Regions from separate parts of the Mus musculus genome. Here regions 1 and 2 are each linked to region 3. Evidence: chromatin loops called from intact Hi-C (ENCODE). Cell type or tissue: left cerebral cortex. All regions are shown on one strand. Region 1 overlaps St7 (suppression of tumorigenicity 7). Region 2 overlaps St7 (suppression of tumorigenicity 7). Region 3 overlaps St7 (suppression of tumorigenicity 7).

Region 1 (2,500 bases), 80 kb after region 3:
CTCATGCAGTGCCTTGTCAAAGATGGTGGGAGGGTTCTTCAATCCTTGAGGCAGGCACAAATTAGTAAACTCAAAAGCTGTGGAGCAGTAAAGACCTACAAACTAGACCTCCAGAAAAGCCTTGCTCAGCCCTGCCTGCTGAATGTAGATGGGGTGACAGCTAGGCTTTACGTGCCCATTGCTCTGCCATGTCATTCTGCCTTCACTAAAGTGCTGCCTGGGAAGGTGGCTACCAGCACGTTCGAGAACTTAGTATTTTTCATTTTCACAGACTCCCAGAAATGGACCAAGTGCACGTGAAAGAGATGAGTAGGGAGAATGGAAAAGTGAAGCAAAATCCGAAGAAGAGAAAGGAGGCCAGTGGTAGAGTGAAAGACTGCAGTGTTTTCAGGAGGACATAAGGTTTTCTTTCCTATTTGGTCATGAAAATTAGTCAGATGTGGCCAGTTTGGAACACAGACCAACACTTAGCATAACTGAACTATATTTTATTTTTGTGAGCCTTTATTGTCCTCTTCCATTCTAAATTGGAAATGATTTATGTGTTTGGTTTTAGATTATCTTATATATGTGAGTATGTTGCCAGAATTTATGTATATATGTTTACTATGTATGTGTCTACTGCCTTCAGAAGCCAGAAAAGAGTTGAATTGTCTGGAAATGGACCTACAGATGGGTGTGGGCCACTATGTGGCTGCTGGAAACCAAGCCCGGGTCTTCTGCAAGAGTGGTAAATGCTCTTAATTGCTGAGCCATCTCTTCAGCTTCCATATATGTGTCCCGAACACATTTGTTGATACTTAAAGAACAGCAGTTGACTGCACACATAATACAGTGAGTACGTGAAGTGGCTGCATCAGAATTATTTGGGGAGCTTGCTTTAAATTCTGAGGACTGCGTTAATCAGAATCTGTAGAGTATTAAAGGACAGGCACCATCACAGTATGAACTACAGAGCTTGGGACATGTGACACAAGTGAAATCCTTCCCACTCTTTGTGACCCCATGACTACTAGTTGGCCCCAGGAGTCGTCCTTACCTTCAGGCCACAGTAATGAATGCTCCAGTCAGTGTATGTACGTGCAGGTGGGCTTTTGACCTAGAAGAACGCCCCACCTCCCTGCCCCTTTTAGTCTTTGCAGCAGAAGCCAGAAATGGGAGTGGGAGGGTATGAGTGTCATGACGTCCCACACATAGCTGCCACAACTGTTTAAGGAAACAGGTGGCTTCTGAGGGACTGGCTGAGAGTTAGGAAGCAGGAGGCCTGACCCCACACAGTAGCTACACAGTATTTATAAACAAAGCATGCAGACAGTACAAGCTGCTTGTTCTTCCTTTTCCTTTCTTCCTCCCTTCCTTCTAACTCTTCCCTCCTCCCCTCCCTCTCTCCCTCTCTCCTTCTGTCCTTCCTTCTTGTCTTTTTTTTTTTTTTAAACCTTTTTAGTTAATGTCAGTCCTGAGGAGTTATGAGTAAGGGACTTTGAAAGGGCCAGTTGGTATGAAGGAAAAGATACACTTAAGAATTCAAACCAATACTAAAAATAGTTATGGATGTCACTGTAGTGCTTGTTAATTGCCTTGGCTTTATCTCAGATGCTCAGATAATCTTCTTTTGTTAACTAAAGAAAATAATGTGTACACACTTGCACAGGCATACAACACATACACATGTATGTGTGCACACATGCAGATGTGCAGGCACACATGGTAAATTACCTTTCACAGGACTGTGCTTCCTGGAATCTTGGCATCATGCCACTTGGCCATGCGATTTTGTACCTTCAGATTTTCTCTTTTCTTGTTCGTCTCAAAAGTGTGTGTGAGCTTTTCTTTAAAACAAAAACAAAAATCCAAAAATAACATCAACAAAAATAACACCCCCCACTCCAGAACAAAAAAACAAAAAACAAAACAAAATAAAAGCCCCTTAACAATTCTTCTGTTTATTTCGGTCACATGCAGCTAATCCACTGGCCCATCCTTATCAGATATCCATCTGGCATTATAGTCATTCCATTAGCCTTTCCCTTCCCAGGCTGAGGACTCACTCTAACTTGACTATACACACTAGAAAACTGCCCCATAGAATCAAGAAAACCAGCCAAGGACACCCTCTGGTCCTGGCTTTCTAGGTAAGAGTATTTTGATCTTAATCTAGATGGAGTTAATGGCTTCCTAAATGTCACACTCTGTTGATGGTTCGAATTCTCATCCTACTTAATCTGTATTACTCTAGAGATGCTGCTGAGGAGGAGAAAATGTAGTAGAAAGATTAAGGTTTTACAATTAAGAAATGCATAATTTTACATTTTAAATTCTAAACAAGTTATTTGGCAGACAAGAGAAATTCCTCACCTCCCAATATGCCAGGGCCACTAAACTAGGATCTCTAAGAACTATTTTAAAACCTAAATTTGTTTATGAATGCTTCACTGTTTACACTGTTGGTATGCACCAGGGAAATGCATTCAAAGTGACACCAAATAGGTATGCATTAAAT
Region 2 (2,500 bases), 86 kb after region 3:
CCAAGCTGTCCTGGAACTCTTGGCAGTCCTTTTGGCCCAGTCTCTCTATTTATCACTGAAATTATAAATGTGAGTCATACTTGGCCTTTTACTTGTTTGAGTCAGGGTCTCACTGTTCTTGAACCTATGACCTATGTCCTTCAGCCTCCCGAATGAGGGCATGCAATTAAGGCCTGGGACACCTTGTTTTGCTAGTAGCTATTTGTAAGGTCCTTCTCTTGAATGATGTATTACTAGGGAAGAATAAACTAGTAAGATGGGGAAGGGAGAAAACGATGTGTAGAGCAACATGGAATTGTGGTGGGTAGCAGTGAGGTGGAGGTGGGCATGAGGAGGTGGGCACAGCGGGTGTGGAGGTGGGCATGGGGAGGCACTCACTTTCCCAGGCTCAGGATCCTCTGCCTTCAGCTAGTCATACAAGTGTGACTGGTTTTTCTTTCATTAAGGAAAGCCATCCCTGCTCTCTTTGGAATTAAGAGTACATGGTCATCAGTAGACTTGGAAAACGGAGCACTGATGATTGCAGCAAATGCTTGCTGTGCTGCCCTCAGCAGCAAGAGGACTGGGACGCACGTTCAGGGCCTGAGCGCCATCCATGCTGACTACTGCTTTTATGTTTTTCTTTCTAAGACTAGATGTCACCACGTTACTCAGGTTGACTTGGAACTCCTGTGCTCCAGTGATCCTCCTGCCTCAGTCTCTCAAGCAGCATGCCATTAGGTCTGACTCCCCCATTTTGTTTGCCTGATTTCTTGAAAAAAAGTCTTACTTTTACAGTTAAAATATTCTTTACTTAAAAATCTTATTTAAAATTACTTAAAGTTGTGGGTAGGATTTACAAAAAATATAAAGTGTCAAGAATTAAAACATTTCAGAAGGTAGATTTTGGGAAAACTGGTATTCATGTGTATTTCTAGAGTTGTCTTTCAGCTAAGATGTTTTTGTTATTTGAGTATTATATTAACTTTGAGAAAAATAATTTGGAATGCACCTTAACAATATTCTTTTATCTATCACTATATTTATTGATTCTTTTAAAAACCACTCTTCCAGCAGAGAAAAACCATTTTAACTAAATAATATTGGTATTTAGTTACTAAAATCTATTACAGTTAGACCAATTTAAACATTTTTCAAAGGCGGATAGAAAAAGTAAACATATATTAAGGGAATGTATCCTGAAATTACAAGTAGAAACTGAGGTCATAAACACACATTATCTTTCTGTTCTAGATATTTGAATGGTGGTATTTTCGCAAGTATGGAACATCTTTCATTGAACAAGTCTCCGTAAGCCACTTGCGCCCCCTTCTGGGAGGGGTTGACAACAACTCTTCCAATAATTCTAATTCCAGTAATGGAGACTCAGATTCCAACAGACAAAGTGTCTCAGGTATGGAACGTCTCTTACAAAATTTTCGTGAAATTAACAAAACTGTTTTAAAAGATTACGTTTCAGAGAAAAACTGTGTTTAAATTTCAAGGGAGGTAAGAAAGCTGTACCAGAGAAGTATCACGCATGCATCCCAGGGACAGAAACTATTCATGCTGTTAACTTTACTTTCGTTCCCATTAGCTTTATCATAACAAATGATAATAGCATTAGTTTTAAAGCAAATGTAGCATAGAGTATAGAGTATTACATAGAGTATCAAGTGCATTAGCTACCTCAGCCATGGCTGCATGTTGAGTCTAACTAATCTCAGTTTGCTGCTTTTTCCCTTTTAAAGGCCCTACTTGTCCTGCCCACTGATGGTGAAGCACACATTCAGGTTCCTCAACACAGCACAAGCTGCTTTTAACCCGGTGTCATCAGACTGCTTTCCTTGTCATCAGTTTACTTTCCTTGCTTGTACCTGACCCACATGTGTTTCTCTTGTTCCCCTGTCGCTCCCCAAATCAAATGCCTTTTCTAATAGACATACTAACCATCTCCATGTTTTTGATCTTTGATAGTTTTCCCTTTAGCAACAATATCAAATAGTGATTGGTGGGCATGTTCTTCTTTTGTAGCCTTCGTAGTGCACCGCACAACCAGCTTCTGCATCTTTGAAAGCCAATAAGCAGATGAGTTCAAACAAGAGGAAAGAATCTATTGCTTCACCAACAGTAAATCCTTCTTAAGTACTGATGGACTTGGTTTCTACTGCTTCTCATGAACTAAAACATGTCTTCCTCTCCCTTGGCCTGTTGGAGGAGATAGCATCAGTGTCCTCACTGCAGTAGAGAAACATTCAGTGCTATGGAAAGCAAGGCAGGTGGCAGTGGGGAGGGATCTCTGGCCTAGCGTTCTGAGAGTTGAGGAATGAAAGGAAGACATTCAGAGCTAGGTTAGTTGTTTTCTTTTCTTCACAACTCAGTCACTTTTCTAACTTCCTAGTCAGGCTGTTAGCAACAAGGAACATTTGTCCCTGATGTTGAGGCAGAGGTTTTTTGTTCGTGCTTTTCCAGCAGAAAGTGAATGGTATTGGGCAGCTCCTAGCGTGTGCTTACCTCATTC
Region 3 (2,500 bases):
CAAATGAACTCGTGAATGTAGGTGCTAGCAGCGTCTCCTCGTGCAGTCGGTATGAAGATTAAATGGATGGACACATATAGACGTCCAAAATAGTGCCTGACACATAGTAAGCAAAGAAACATTGCGTAATTCTTTTCTGCAACACCAGCTTCGTTCACACTTACTCTTCATAGTCGTCCATAATGGCTTAGCGGTTATGTATGCTAAGACAGTTTACTCTGAACAAATTGTACAGTGAATACAACGAACTGTTGTGTAAGCGGCTAAGATGATGAAACAGAACTACATCTAATAGCCAGAGGAACTACTAAGGCTACTTTTAGGTGGAATTTGCAGTTCTACGTTCTTGCCATAAATTTAATGTTTAAGAGCGGTGTCCATTTTAAGACATTTCTTTGTAAACAAGAGAAATCATTGAAAAAGGTATGCATGCTGAGAATGAGTGGAGGGAGTTTCGAACTCTTGAACTTTCTCCTGTCCATGAGTTTTAAAGTGAAGCATTATGCACGCAGTACCCATTTTGTACATTTCAGAATTTTAAAAGCATTGGAACAAACTTCCGTCTTTGCTTGTGTGGAGTAGGCCACTCTAAAGAAAGTTCACATACTTTTAATATGCGTGTTTTAAAACCAGATTTAGGAGAATAAGACTAAGAGAATGCAGGAAGACTTTTATTTGCTCCGTGAGTCAAGAAGCAAGTTGCTATTATTTTCAATTCTTTTTGTTTGAGCAGATTAAGAAGAAATAGGCTAGTCACAAATTCCCATTTGCCCACAAGTGTACACAGGTGTGTGAGCACAGCCTTACAATACCTGAGTTACTCTGAAAATGACAGAAATTTTCAAAAGGTAAAGTTTAAAATAAGGCAGAAGGAATAAGATGAGAAATATGTGTAGACAAATTTGTGGTTTTCGTATTTGAATAATGTTTGCCAATATGTGAAAGTGTAACCTCTACTATTTGAGACTATTATCTCACTAATGCGTTCATGGGCATGTGAATGTCCCAAACATATGTAGCATGTGTCTTTTCATCTACTTGTAATTAAATAAATGTACAGCCTTAGATGTCAGCCTTCCATAATTTAGAGATAATAATCTGGAGTCCTTCTGAAATTGCTTTTAAATGTAGATCATTTTTCTCATTTCAGATGCTCCTAATTCCCTTGCAAAGCTTTATTTGCTGTAATATAACCGAGAACCCTGATCTGCATGTCATTGTGGTTAGCTGATAGAAGGCCAGTATTTAAATTTCTTTGAGGTCTCTTGCTGAGTGGCGTCACAGGATGAAGAGCTCTTCAGGAGGGGGAATGTGCTTGTGGTTTTTGGTCTTGTGCATTTTGTGACAAAGGAATTCCCTTTTGAATCGCGCTGTTCCCTTGAAACCCTGGAGCCTCTGGTTCAAGCAGCGCAGTCAGTCTGTGCAGTGTCCCTGACGTCATCCGGCGTATGCATAAGCTCTGCTATTGTCTTACCGCTAGAGCAGGGCTGAGGACTGCAGTCTCTGCTGCTGCTCGCAGACCTGCCCTGCGCTAGCTACCTAGCCCTGCCTCACTGCATCCCTCAAGAGCCGCGGCAGCCTTTCCTTGCCTGCTGGATTTTGAGAAGCAGCTCTTCGATTTGGGCTGGTGTAGGAGCCCTGGCTTTCCATTCTCGAGAGAAAGCTGAAGCGCTCAGAGGAGAATCTGGCAGCTGGACATAGCTCGGACTGCATTGTCTGGCTTCATGACCCCTGCTGTGTAGCCGGCTCATCTCTTTGCTCTCAGGAGCACATGCACATCTTACATTTTCCTACTTCCTTTTTCTTTTTCTTTCCCTTCTTCTAATTTTTTTTTAAAGCACCTTCTGGAGCCAGCCATGTTTGGTACTGAATCTTCATGTAAGTAAATGGATCCTACTTTTCTGTTCTATAGAATCTGTGTGCTGTCATGGTTTCGCTGACTTGAGTTCCTGTCACTTTGCCTTAGGTTAGTAATATTTGCATTTGCCTCTAATTACAGAGGAACTGGTCCTGGGGAAGGGACTTCCCTGGAGTGGATTATTCATTCTTAAAGCCAGGGATGTCAATGTGGTCAAAATCAGGCCTCCAAGAGGGAGGAGGCAAGAAGACAGTATCCAGGCGGCCTCTGAGACCCTGCTAATTGATGGGAATCAGGCCGGTCACCAATATATTGTCAGAGGTTCCTAATGTCCTTAAACCCTAAAATAGATGCTAGAGGACTCTGAGATGACAGCATTTAGAAGATAAGGGCTCTTAGGTTTCATCTAAGGAAAGCTAAAGGTGTCTTTATATATCTTCCTCCATATTTTTAACAGAAATACACGAGCAGATGCTACATGTAGATTTACGAAGAACATTAAATAGCGTTTTACTTGAAGACAGTGGTTTTTTGTTGTTGTTGTTGTTGTTTTATTTTGTTTTTTAAAATGGCTTCAATTTTGATACACTGGCTAACATCACAGAACATCGGCATTGTATCAGTTTTAAACTTAACACAATG

Evidence for each region. A loop is a pair of places that touch in the nucleus more often than their neighbours do. Peaks named below come from ENCODE experiments on the same cell type or tissue, not always from the same donor. Only the 100,000 strongest peaks of a DNase experiment are listed, where the experiment ranks them.
Region 1: it touches region 3 in a loop (2.2-fold over the local background); 5 of 42 quality-filtered maps call a loop at or near these places.
Region 2: a loop joins it to region 3, with 3 times the contacts of the local background. A loop is called at or near these places in 4 of 42 quality-filtered maps.

The regions. Positions count from the first base shown.
Region 1 is chr6:17,827,361-17,829,860 of GRCm38, forward strand. The region is part of intron 2 of St7 (suppression of tumorigenicity 7); the gene reads left to right. Gm52894 (a long non-coding RNA gene) reads right to left here. Exons shown (of 4, transcript XR_003956410.1): 2 at 1,717-1,829. Among named protein-coding and RNA genes, the nearest start is that of Gm52894, 12 kb to the right of the region's middle. In left cerebral cortex, no CTCF peak of the experiment used is centred here; a DNase peak (open chromatin) is centred at 1,182.
Region 2 is chr6:17,833,384-17,835,883 of GRCm38, forward strand. It overlaps St7 (suppression of tumorigenicity 7), which reads left to right. Exons shown (of 16, transcript NM_001289624.1): 3 at 1,234-1,393. All of the region lies in intron 1 of Gm52894 (a long non-coding RNA gene), which reads right to left. Among named protein-coding and RNA genes, the nearest start is that of Gm52894, 6.4 kb to the right of the region's middle. In left cerebral cortex, a CTCF peak has its summit at 1,307 (motif pointing left); a DNase peak (open chromatin) is centred at 1,318.
Region 3 is chr6:17,747,737-17,750,236 of GRCm38, forward strand. The region is part of intron 1 of St7 (suppression of tumorigenicity 7); the gene reads left to right. Among named protein-coding and RNA genes, the nearest start is that of Gm52895, 13 kb to the right of the region's middle. In left cerebral cortex, a CTCF peak has its summit at 1,476; DNase peaks (open chromatin) are centred at 1,454, 1,879 and 2,042; H3K4me3 peaks cover 1,517 bases; H3K27ac peaks cover 1,475 bases.